3 separate regions of the Homo sapiens genome follow, and regions 2 and 3 are each linked to region 1. Evidence: chromatin contacts called from ENCODE Hi-C or POLR2A ChIA-PET data. All regions are on one chromosome and are shown on one strand. The core of a region is the stretch at or near the end of the contact, and the rest is flanking DNA. Distances in the headings are between cores, read along the strand shown. Region 1 overlaps SDK2 (sidekick cell adhesion molecule 2). Region 2 holds the start of MTNAP1 (mitochondrial nucleoid associated protein 1). Region 3 overlaps VCF1 (VCP nuclear cofactor family member 1).

Region 1 (3,950 bases), core at 610-3,109:
CTAGGCCTTAGCACCTGCGGTTCCCTCTGCCTGGAGCCCCCAGCACCCTCTGCCACCTCCTGAGAGCATCTCATGGCTGGCCTCTTGTCTTTTTTTTTTTTGGGACAGAGTCTTACTCTGTCACCCAGGCTAGAGTGCAGCAGTAGCACAATCTCGGCTCACTGCAACCTCCACCTCCCGGGTTCAAGTGATTCTCCTGCCTCAGCCTCCCAAGTAGCTGGGATTACAGGCACGTACCACCATGCCTGGATAATTTTTTATATTTTTAGTAGAGACAGGGTGTCACCATGTTGGCCAGGCTGGTCTTAAACTCCTGACCTCAGGTGATCCACCTGCCTTGGCTTCCCAAAGTGCTGGGATTACAGGCGTGAGCCACCATGCCTGGCCCCTGCCGGCCTCTTCTCATTCAAATCTCACCTCCTCAGGGAGGGCTTTGTGGGTGAGCCTATCCAGAGCCATCCACCCACTCCTGCCTCACTCTTAGGTCACCTGTGCTGACCCCCGTCTGCATTTACTTCATCAACTTGCTTATGATCTGTCCCCCGCACTAGGGTGGGGACCTTGCTGGTCTCACTGTTGTGTCCCTAGCATCTAGCATGGCACGGGCTCATAAGACACTCAGTATTTGTGGAATGAACAAAGCCAGAGAGACAGAGGGAAGGCAGGTGGGAAGAAGGCAGGGAGCAGAAGTAGGCTGGCTGGGAGGGGCTGGGGGTGCTGACTGTCCGTCTGCAAGGCGGGGCAAACGGTGGGGAGGACAGGGATGAGGTGTGGGGGTTTCTCAAGGCTTTATGGGGACAGCTTCTCTTTTCTGAGAATGGGCTCTCCCACTTGGGAGGGTGTCTCTGGGGACCTGGGTACCACGACCAGATCCTCAGGCGGATAAGGCAGCTGCCCCCATGCCTGCCAAGAGCCCGGATGCCAGGTAGGTCCTCTTGCAACCCCCCGTGGCCGACCTACCCCTCCCCTCCTCAGGGCCCCCTCTCCCACCTGCTTGCTGGGTCTGGCCTTGGGTGGGGGTGCTCCGAGGCCCATCCCCAGCGGCGTTGAAGGCGGCCACGCTGACCATGTAGGCCGTGTAGCCAGTCAAGTTCTTGAGCTTCACGCTGTTCTCAGCCAGGAAAAGCGTCTTCACTCGCTCTGTGAGGTTCCCCCGCTGGGCTTCCCAGAAATAAATCTGTGGGAACAGAAGGATGTGGGAGTGAGGGGGACAGGGGCAATGAGAGTCCCTCCTGTCCCTGCTGACCTGTAGTCTCAGAGACACCTTCATTGCTGTGAGTCACCTGGGAAACAGCGGAGAAGTCTTTAAGAGGCCGGGTGCGGTGGCTCACACCTGTAATCCCAGCACTTTGGGAGGCAGAGGTGGGTGGATCACTTGAGGCCAGGAGTTCAAGACTAGCCTGGCCAACATGGTGAATCCCCGTTTCTACTGGAAATACAAAAAAATCAGCCGGGCATGGTGGCAAGTGCCTGTAGTCCCAGCTACTCTGGAGGCTGAGGCAGGAAAATCACTTGAACCTGGGAGGTGGAGGTTGCAGTGAGCTGAGATCACGCCACTGTACTCCAGCCTGGGTGACAGAGCAAGACTCCATCTCAAAAAAAAAAAAAAAGAATTTAAGAACTGTTTTAGAAACCTTTCTGGAACCTTCCTTTTCACAGCCAAGACCCTGGTCTCTGCCAGACAGTAAACTCCAGGGCATGGCCCCCAAGTGTCTGTGTTTCCCGCCATGCCTGGAGGATTTACCATAGCGCTGGCACATCAGCACTTAGTACAGTTCCTGGAGGAATAAAGCAAATCCGTCCTACGGGAGGCTGAGCTGGGGAGATAAGGCAGTGTGGAGTCTATCCAGACAGAGTGTGGTGCAAGTGCTGGTGGCCTCATGTCACCTGGGAGCTGGTGAGGGATGCAGAGTCTCAGGGCCACCCCGGGCCCGCTGCACCAGCAGCTGCTGGTTAACAGGAACAAGGCCCGCTGCAGAGGAAGGCCTCGGCCAAGACGGCGGGCAGCGGGAGGCTGAATCCCAGCTGCACCGCATACAGCAGCGGGACCTGGCCAGCTGACTTCCCAGAGCTGCAGTTTTGTCGTACATTCAGTGAGGTTAAGGACACGTACTTCCTGGGGTCCGTGTGAGGGGTGCAGGTTCTAAGGGTTTCACCCAGGTACTTGGCCAGTTTCCTAAGGAACCCCGTGGCTGCAGAAGGCTTTAGGCCAGGAACACAACAGATGCTCCCTGGTGTTTTCTCTTCCTTTCTGTTTTTTGAGATGGAGTCTCGCACTGTCACACAGGCTGGAGTGCTGTGGTGCGATCTTGCTCCGCCTCACGGGTTCACGCCATTCTCCTGCCTCAGCCTCCCGAGTAGCTGGGACACAGGCACCCGCCACCACGCCCGGCTAATTTTTGGATTTTTAGTAGAGACGGGATTTCACCGTGTTAGCCAGGATGGTCTAGATCTCCTGACCTTGTGATCCGCCCGCCTCGGCCTCCCAAAGTGCTGGGGTTACAGGCGCGAACCACCAAGCCCAGCCATTGTTTTCAATCATTTCCTCTGTAGCACAGGTTAACACTTCTGCTAGTTCCAGGACTGAGGCCATCCAGATAGCGGCCAGCTGGGCCCAGCCACGTGCAAAATTGGAGGTCATTTGGCGCCCCCTGCTGGCCAATGAGGTTTCTGCATGTCACCGGCTTTTCAATTTCTCATTTCCCTGGAGGAAGCCCATAAAGTGAGAAAGAGCTAATAAAAGTGTCCCCACTGGCATGTATGGGTGGCAGTTAGGACATCTTGTTACCATGAAATCCTTGCTTTTCTCCAATCCCTCTCCCCCTTTATTATTATTTTTTTATTTGAGACAGGCCTCACTCTGTTGCCCAGGCTGGAGTGCAGTGGCACGATCACAGCTCACTGCAGCCTCAACCACCTGGGCTCAAGCCATCCTCCCACCTCAGCCTCCTGAGTGGCCAGGACTACAGGTGTGCACCACCACACCCAGCTAAGTTTTTAATTTTTTGTAGAGACGGGGTCTTGCCATGTTTCCCAGGCTGGTCTTGAACTCCTGGGCTCAAGCGATCCAACCACCTTGGCTTCCCAAAGTGCTGAGATTACAGGTGTGAGCCACTGTGCCCGGCCCTCTCTCCCATTTTATTTTATTTTATTTTATTTCAAGACAGGGTCTCATTTTGTCACGCAGACTGGGGTGCAGTGGCATGATCTTGGCTCACTGTAACCTTGACCTCCAGGTTCAAGCAATCCTCCCGCCTCAGCCCCCCAGGTAGCTCTGACTACATGAGTGCTACCACACCTGGCTATTTCTTTCGTAGAGATGGGGATTTCTTTTGTAGTGATTTCTTTTTTAGAAAGGGGGAGAGGGCCGGGTGCAGCGGCTCACACCTGTAATCCTAGCACTTGGGAAGCTGAGAGAGGGGAATCGCCTGTGCCCATGAGTTCAAGACCAGCCTGGGCAACATGGCAAGACCCCTGTCTCTACTAAAAACACAAAAATTAGCCAGGAGTGGTGGTGTGCACCTGCAGTTCCAGCTACTTGGGAGGCTGAGGCAGGAGGATGGCTGGAACCCGGGAGGTGAAGGTTGCAGTGAGCTGAGATCACACCACTGCACTCCAGCCTGGGCAACAGAACAAGACTCCATCTCTAAAATAACATAAAAATAACGAAAAGCAGATTCTTCTCATATGGATAGATGAATGAAAGCAGAGGCAGTCATGTATGAAATCATTCATTCACTCATGCATTCATACTAATGGGGGTACAACAGTTAACAAAGTTCCTGTTGGATTTGGAAAGGTCATGGCTGATGCTAAAAGTTTGCCATTATTAGCACACAGGTGGTCTTCCGTGAGTGCACACTGGGAGAATGAATGGATTCTCTTAGGTAGAGAAGAGGGCTGTGGATTGATCCCTGGGGGCCTCCAGCATTCAGTGGTTGGTGGGGAGG
Region 2 (4,106 bases), core at 1-2,500, 140 kb before region 1:
TAAACTCAGAATACTTTTGAGAACTTCAATCACATGAAATAATTATTTCAGAGAAGGATCCTTGTGGAAAGACCGTAACAGGAAGAGCATTCTGAGGTAACCTTTCCCAACTTTCTCCTCCACACATTCTTGCAGAGGAAATTAAGAGAGAGAAAAAAATTAAGAAATCCCAACTTAGTCCGGACTCTAGTAGTACATGTCAAGCACAGAACCCCTAATTTAAGACCCGCGTCCCGAGGCCAGGCTCCCTCGGGAAGGTAGCGAGTGCATCGCGATAAAATCTTTCCTCCCGCCTTCGGAGTCAAACGGCCCCGCAATCCAAACAGTTTAGAATCCAGCTTGTTCTTAATGCCACAGTCAAGAGAAGATCCATAACCCGCCTTGGTCATCTGCCCTTCTGTGTTCACAACCGTTCAGGGCACAAGTTCTTCGGTCTAACCGAATCTTTCCCTGCTGCGGGGTTAAGCCCAACCTTTCTTTCTGACCTTGGGGAGCCGGCAGCTCCCCGCCCGGTGCCCTCACAAAAGCCTTTGGGGGCTCCCTCTCCAAGATGAGACGTTTATCCCATCCCCCCACCCTCCTAAATTTAGGACAGGAAAGCTTTAGGGCCACCGTCTCTCTTCCGGGACCGATCACACTTCGTTCCAAATAGGAAAAGACAGGGGGGAAAAAAGATGGAGGGGCGGGAGACCTGGACCCCGGAGAGTCACCTTCCAGCTACCCACAGGAACCAAGCATCCGATCACTCGCGCATCCCTCTCCCCTCCTCCCCCGGCCCGCAGTGCACCCCACAGGGAGCCCCGCCGGGTCCACTCTTGCTCCGACCCCCATTTCGCGCGCCCCCTCGGCTCTATCTCCCAGATCCTCAGGCGACGAATGGAAAGGGGGTCCCTTCCCTCTCACCTGGGACGGAGGCGCTCGCTCATGGCAGCTGGCGGATGGAAGCTACGCGGCGCCGCTCCGCGAAGAGAGGGAACAGAGGGGGTTGTGTTTCGGCGGCCGCCACGCCCACCCCCTCGGGCCTTGGCTCTCGCAGCCGCTCGGGTGGACGCAGCCGGTGGCGAGTACCCCTCAGTCGGACCCGTACCACCACTACTTCCGGCGTCTGCTCCGCGCCCCCCCATGTCGCTGCCGCCGTGGTACCGCCCTCTCGCGGCTGCGCAGTGGCACCATCCCAACCGCACCGACTGGTAACCCCGCCCACGGGAAGAGGCGGGCTCGGAGCGGGAGGAGCGACTAGGAGCTTCTGGGAGAAAGGACCTCCCCTGGGGTGGCAGAAGCGCTCGCCTGTTCACAGCCAACGGAGGGTACGGTATAAAAGTCAAGCCAGGTTTCAAATAAATTCAATTATGTCATAATAATATCATACAAGTATTTGAGTTGAATCCGTGTAACATATTTTAAAACAGGCGGACCTATCCGGCAGTGGTGCAGACGGCCTGACGAGGTTCCTTGGCCGGGGGTTGGGCAGGGGCCTGGGGGGCTTCCCTGGGGGGCTTGTCGCCGGGGCCGCCTGGGCTTTCAGGTCTTCCGAGGTGAGGACGGTGCTCTGTGGGGAGCTTGCAAGGGCGGGTTTGTTTTCCGCGGCCCACGTTCTAAGTCTGGGGGAGACTCTCCTGAGCGGAGAGGGTAGGGAATCGGGTGCCGGGGCCGGCGGAGGGTCTTCCTGGAACCGCAGGAGGAAATCCTCGGTGGGGCTGCGGGAACGGCTGTCCCTGACCCAGGAGCTGCCGGGCCGACCCCATCCACTCCGCAGAATCAGAACAGCTGGCAGAATCAGAACAGCTTTCAGGGAAAGGAAGGGTGCGGGGAGGTGGGCAGGCTGGTAACGCAGCGGGAGGAGGGAAAGGCGGCTGGAGAGCGCCGGAGGTGAGGGTGAGGATTAGTGGAACTATTGAGGTCCTCCTTGAGCCCGGAGGCTGGGGAGGTCTTAACTCTCTGCTTTCCGGAACCTGTGTTTCTATTTGGTTCAGTATCGTGCCGCGTTTACTCACTGTGCATGCTGCCAAGTCACCTGTCTGATCGTGTCCTACACAGGCTGACATTCACGTTTCATTCTGCCACACTCGGGAACGGTGATCGGGGAAGCATGGGGATCCGGGAGAAGCACCCACAAAACTAGCATCCTCCTGGAGGAGCTCGGGTAAGAAAACAGACACCCACGTATAGACGTTATCGTGGGAATGTACCGGGATCTTTCAAGTAGGGTTGAGTGTGAGGTGGAGTGGAGGCAGAAACGTCTAGCAGGTGTCAAGCCCTTCCTAACGTTGTTAGCCGAAGGTCCATGGACTGGCTTCATTTGTGTGTATTATTGTAAACAAACAGTCTGTGGCTTTCATCCTGTTAGTGTGTACCTCCAAAGAAAGAAAGAATGATGGCTCACGCCTGTAATCCCAGCAGGCTGGGCGCGGTGGCTCACGCCTGTAGTCCCAGCACTTTGGGAGGCCGAGGCGGGTGGATCACCTGAGGTCAGGAGTTCAAGACCAGCCTGGCCAACATGGTGAAACCCCGTCTCTACTAAAAATACTAAAATTAGCTGGGCGTGGTGGCGCACGCCCTTAATCCCAGTAATCCCAGCCACGCGGGAGGCTGAGGCAGGAGAACCGTTTGAACCTGGGAGGCTGAGGTTGCTGTGAGCCGAGATCGCGCCACTGCACTCCAGCCTGAGTGATAGAGCAAGACTCCATCTCAAAAAAAAAAAGACCAAACAACAACAAAGTAAAAATGATTACTGTAATCTGTTGGCAGAAAACAGTTTTGTTTTGAAGGACTTCGTACAGGATAAGGTGGGTTGGTTGCTTTATTGAATGGATTGGTGAAGATTGTGTCTATTTTGTAAGTGGTTTCAGTCACCCTTTTTAATCTCTTTGGTAGTCAGAAGATATTATCAGTTGTAGTACTGAATAATATTTAAACGTTTATATCTAAAGAATTAAGTGAACAAATATTGTATGCCAGGCTCAGTGCTAGGTTTTTACATACAGCTGTGTGCAGGATAGATATGTTTCCTGCCCTCTGGAACTTTATAGAAAGAATAAGAGATGTAGAAAGGAAATAACTTTCAACTAAACATTGGAATTAAACATTTTCTTTTCTGGACTCTAAAGAATAACAGGTACAAATATACATGGTATAAATGTTTTTTTTTTAATTTTTTACATCGTATATGTTTAACAAAGATGTCAAACTAATTTGCCAGTAATCTGTTGTACTAGAAACTATAAGTAGGCCAGGCGTGGTGTCTCACGCCTGTAATCCCAGCACACTGGAAGGCCGAAGGCGGGCAGATCACGAAGTCAGGAGATTGAGACCATCCTGGCCAACATGGTGAAACCCCGTCTCTACTAAAAATACAAAAATTAGCCTGGCGTGGTGGCGCATGCCTGTAGTCCCAGCTCCTCGGGATGCTGAGGCAGGACAATAGCTTGAACCTGGGAAATGGAGGTTTCAGTGAGCCGACACTGCACTCCGGCCTGGTGACAGAGTGAGACTCTGTCTCAAAAAAAAAAAAAAAAAAGTATAAGTGAAAAACAGGACTGTGTCCTTGGCCATGTATATATTTGTGCATTATGCATACATTTTATGTATATCTGTGTGTGTGTGTGTGTGTATATGCATATTACTAAATGTTAGTAGAGCTTCATTTCTCATTCTTTGATTGTGGTAATTCTAATATTTTCTTCTTACACCCTAGTGCATATTCTATTTATCACTTTGGAAACCTCTGCTGTAATCAGTAACCTTTGGCTGGGCGTGGGCGTGGTAGCTCGCGCCTGTAATCTCAGCACTTTAGGGGGCTGAGGTGGGTGGATTGCCAGAGCTCAGGAGTTCGAGACCAGTCTGGGTAACACGGACACGGTGAAACCCCGTCTTTACTAAAATACAAAAAATTAGTCAGGCGTGGTGGCATGCCCCTGTAGTCCCAACTACTTGGGAGGCTGAGACGAGAATTGCTTGAACCTGGGAGGCGGAGTTTGCAGTGAGCAGATATTGTGCCACTGCACTCCAGCCTGGGTGACAGAGTGAGACTCTGTTTCCAAAATAAATAAATAAATAAATAACCTTTGGTTCCTGGCCTAAGTTTTTTATTCTTTACCATTCTGTCC
Region 3 (3,950 bases), core at 563-3,062, 160 kb before region 1:
CCTCCAAGGGAATGTATGAGTCATTGGGACAGAGTATAAAAAAGGTGACAAATAAGATGGCTTCTGGGTATAAGCGAAGATAAAAACTAAAAGCCTATGCCAATTTTGTGATCATCATAGACACAAAATGGTATTCTGTAACTGCAGGACACAGACCCTGAAAGGACTTTAATAGACTTCTGGTCAAGTTATCTTATGTTGGCATTATTGCAGTTCATATGTACATGTGTGTACATGAGCGTGCCTAACTTTTTCTTTAATGTAACTAACATGACTTGGTGTTTTAGTCATCTTGGAGAGGCTACTCGGAGATCCCTGATAAGAGTCACTTTCATTCTGCAGTTCATGTTTTAAAAAAAAAAAAAAAAAAGTCACTTTCAGAAATTCCCGCCTTCCACCACTAGGACTCTCAAAGGGGAGGGTGACACGAAGGACCCATTTCAGAATTATGGTATTTTACAATTTTTTTTGGAGACAAGGTCTCACTCTGTTACGCAGGCTCGAGTGCAGTGGATCAAGCTCACTGCAGCCTCAATCTCCTGGGCTCAAGCAATTGTTCCACCTCAGCTTCCTAAGCAGCTGGTACTACAAGCGTACGCCACCATGCCTCGTTATTTTTTTTTTTTTTTTTTTTTTAGTAGAGACAAGATCTCGCTATGTTGCTCAGGCTGGTCTCCAACTCCTGAGCTCAAGCAATCCTCCTGCCTTGGCCTCTGAAAGTGCCAGGCAGGAAAGATTACAGGCATGAGCCACCATGCCCAGCCTTATTTTACAATTTTACTATTGCATTTCTAATAAATGACAACCCTGATAACTGAATTGGCAGTACCTTTCTGTGTTTACAGTGCAATACAATATTGTATTCAGCACATGAGAAAGAATTCTAGTAATTAATATCTAGCATATAATTGTTTTTTAAAACTTAGCCGTTTAATACATCCACATTTATGTTCCCTTAGGCAAAGACATTGGTTCTGAAATGTCTGCTTACAACTAGGTAAAGTCTACACATAAGAAAAAAAAGACTGGAGGCCAGGTGCAGTGCCTCACACTTGTAATCCCAGCACTTTGGTTGGCTGAGGCAGGTGGACTGCTTGAGTGCAGGAGTTCGAGACCTGGCCAACATGGCAAAACCCCAGCCTGGCCAACATGGCAAAACCCCCATCTCCATTAAAAATACAAAAAAATTGGCCGGGTGCAGTGGCTCATGCCTCAGGAGTTTTGAGACCAGCCTAGCCAACATAGTGAAACCCCGTATCAATTAAAAATACAAAAATTAGCCGGGCATGGTGGCAGGCGGCTGTAATCCCAGCTACTAGGGAGGCCGAGGCAGGAGATCGCTTGAACCTGGGGGGTGGAGGTTGCAGTGAGCCGAGATCGCGCCATTGCACCCAGCCTGGGCAACAAGAGCAAGACTTCATCTCAAAAAAAAAAAAGGCCAGGCGCGGTGGCTCATGCCTGTAATCCCAGCACTTTGGGAGCCCGAGGCAGGTGGATCACGAGGTCAAGAGGTCGAGACCATCCTGGCCAACAAGGTGAAACCCCATCTCCACTAAAAACACAAAAATTAGCTGGGCATGGTGGTGTGTGCCTGTGGTCCCAGCTACTAGGGAGGCTGAGGCAAGAGAATCGCTTGAACCCGGGAGGTGAAGGTTGCAGTGAGCCGAGATCACGCCACTGCCCTCCAGCCTAGTGACAGAGTAAGACTCCATCTCAAAAACAAAACAAAACAAAAAAATTATCTGGGCGTGGTGGCTCGCGCCTATAGTCCCAGCTACTCAGGAAGCTGAGGTGGGGGAATCACTTGAACCTCGGAGGTCGAGGTGGCAGTGAGCCAAGATTGCACCACCGCACTCCAGCCTACGCAATCGGAATGAGACTGTCTCAAAAAAAATAAAGACTGGAAAGAAAGAACGAAATCACAGTAGTTATATTAGGATGGAAAGATTATAGCTGCTTGACTTTTTCTACACTTCAACTTTTTTGCAATGTGGTTATTATGTATTTTTATTATAAAAATGTATAAATTAAACAAAATGCTGTTTACAGATATATATTTTAAAGTGATTCTTAAAATCCTAGTTCTATCCCTTTTTTGACCAAAAATTACATCCAATAATATGCATATAGATAACTTATCTGAAACAATGAAAACAAGCAATGTTCACAAAGCTGCCATCATTAACAAGACTCAAACCAAGACTTGTGATGGTGCCGAGGCCATTGGAGCTATGGTCACATACCCCAATACCTACAGGTAGCAGGGGACAACCCCTCTTTCTAGAATAAAAAAATAAAAAAATAAAAACCTCATGAAAGGATGATAATGGGCCGGGCTGATGAAGTCAGATAGCAGGATTTGCAGCCAGCTGCAACTGTATTTACTTAGAGGCTTAAGAAGTCAAAGTCAAAAACAAAAATTGTATTCTACAAAGGCGTCTCCTAACCTAGTATAACAATGTAGAATGGCCACTTGCACCTTGCGAATCATGAATATTTAACAAACAGGTCACTACACTCAATTAGAAACCCACCGCGCAGAACGCTTTGTTTCCTCTTAGTCTGTTTTCTTTACTGTTTCTCATTACAGGTACTGTCTGAAAATCAAGGCAAGAACTACAATCAGTTTCTAGTAAGTCAAGTTTTCATCTCAAATTATATCTATTTCGTACTATAATAGCACAAGGGTGATGCTACTCTAAGAAAAGGCAAAAGTTCTTTAAACAGATTAGGGAAGATTTCTGTACATAATTTTTTTTTATTTTTTATTTTTTTTAGGGTTAGGTAGATTTGCAATTTCCAGTTCATTTAAAAAATCTTGGCTGGGCGCGGTGGTTCACGCCTGTAATGCCAGCATTTTGGGAGGCTGAGATGGGCAGATCATGAGGTCAAGAGATCGAGACCTTCCTGGCCAACATGGTGAAACCCCGTCTCTACTAAAAATACAAAAATTAGCTGGGCGTGGTGGTGTGTGCCTGTAGTCCCAGCTGCTTGGGAGGCTGAGGCAGGAGAATCACTTGAACCCAGGAGGCGGAGGTTGCAGTGAGCTGAGATCACGCCACTGCACTCCAGCCTGGCAACAAAGCAAGACTGTCTCAAAAGAAAAAAAAAAAAGTGTTTACTGGGCCTTGTTTATAATGGCTAAAAATTGGAAACAACCTAAATGTCTAATAGAGAATTGGTTTAATTATATTACATCCATTAATATACATATATGATGAAATTCTATTCAGCCATTAGCAATGATCATAGAGACATACATATACTAACATCGAAGTCTTTGGCATCATTTTTTACATCATTTCAGTTCATACTAAGCAGTATATATAGTATATCAGTTGATTCTTAAAATGTTTTTCTCAAGTGTATTCATACATATATTTATATACACCAAAAACAATCTGGAAGGATATATATGACAAAATATTTACGATTTGGATCTTCTATTTTATTTTAAAATTTATTTTCTCAAGTGTCTATCAAAAAACATTTCTTTTGAGGAAGAAACTGATAATGAGTAAGTGAACTAAAGAATGCTACCATGGGCCAGGCATGGTGGCTCACACCTGTAATCCCAGCACTTTGGGAGGCTGAGGCAGGCAGATCACTTGAGGCCAGGAGTTCGAGACCAGCCTGGCCAACATGGCGAAACCGCGTCTCTACTAAAAATACAAAAAGTAGCCGGGCGTGGTGGCGCATCCCTGTAGTCCCAGCTTCTCAGGAGGCTGAGACAGCAGAATCGCTTGAACCTGGGAGGCAGAGGTTGTACTGAGCCGAGATGGCACCACTGCACTCCAGCCTGGGTGACAAAGTGAGACTCTGTTTCAAAAGAAAAAAAAAGAATGCTACTAGGAAACCAAGTAAGGTCTTCAATTACATTTAACTTCAAAATGGAGACTGAAAAGTATTGATACTGCCAATATGATTTTGAGAAGATTGTTTCACCTTAA

What was found. Hi-C counts contacts between places; a loop is a spot of excess contacts on that map. ChIA-PET counts read pairs that join two places held with the same protein, here RNA polymerase II (POLR2A). Pooled maps may share reads with other maps.
Region 2: a loop to region 1 is called in a pooled map, with 4 times the contacts of the local background. The contact joins the promoter of MTNAP1 here to the enhancer-like site in region 1. A Hi-C loop is called at or near these places in 1 of 168 maps with a recorded cell type or tissue (mesodermal cell) and 8 of 50 pooled maps. POLR2A ChIA-PET finds 5 or more read pairs at or near these places in 7 of 52 experiments (AG04450, HEK293, K562 and 3 more).
Region 3: a pooled map shows a loop between it and region 1 (4-fold over the local background). The contact joins two enhancer-like sites. A Hi-C loop is called at or near these places in 2 of 168 maps with a recorded cell type or tissue (HepG2 and adrenal gland) and 3 of 50 pooled maps. POLR2A ChIA-PET finds 5 or more read pairs at or near these places in 5 of 52 experiments (GM12878, H1, HCT116 and 2 more).

What each region holds. Positions count from the first base shown.
Region 1 is chr17:73,367,417-73,371,366 of GRCh38, forward strand. It overlaps SDK2 (sidekick cell adhesion molecule 2), which reads right to left. Exons shown (of 45, transcript NM_001144952.2): 37 at 991-1,177. Among named protein-coding and RNA genes, the nearest start is that of CDC42EP4, 57 kb to the left of the region's middle. Within about 2 kb of position 1,860, at least 5 of the 41 ENCODE cell types and tissues checked have a DNase peak (open chromatin) inside an H3K27ac peak, as active enhancers do.
Region 2 is chr17:73,231,183-73,235,288 of GRCh38, forward strand. It overlaps MTNAP1 (mitochondrial nucleoid associated protein 1), which reads left to right and starts at 1,251. Exons shown (of 6, transcript NM_001351264.2): 1 at 1,251-1,307; 2 at 2,038-2,143. VCF1 (VCP nuclear cofactor family member 1) reads right to left here and starts at 1,212. Exons shown (of 4, transcript NM_001098832.2): 1 at 904-1,212. The coding sequence starts at 1,124. RefSeq lists an enhancer at 1-705.
Region 3 is chr17:73,210,144-73,214,093 of GRCh38, forward strand. It overlaps VCF1 (VCP nuclear cofactor family member 1), which reads right to left. Exons shown (of 4, transcript NM_001098832.2): 3 at 2,535-2,597. Among named protein-coding and RNA genes, the nearest start is that of COG1, 19 kb to the left of the region's middle. Within about 2 kb of position 1,813, at least 3 of the 41 ENCODE cell types and tissues checked have a DNase peak (open chromatin) inside an H3K27ac peak, as active enhancers do.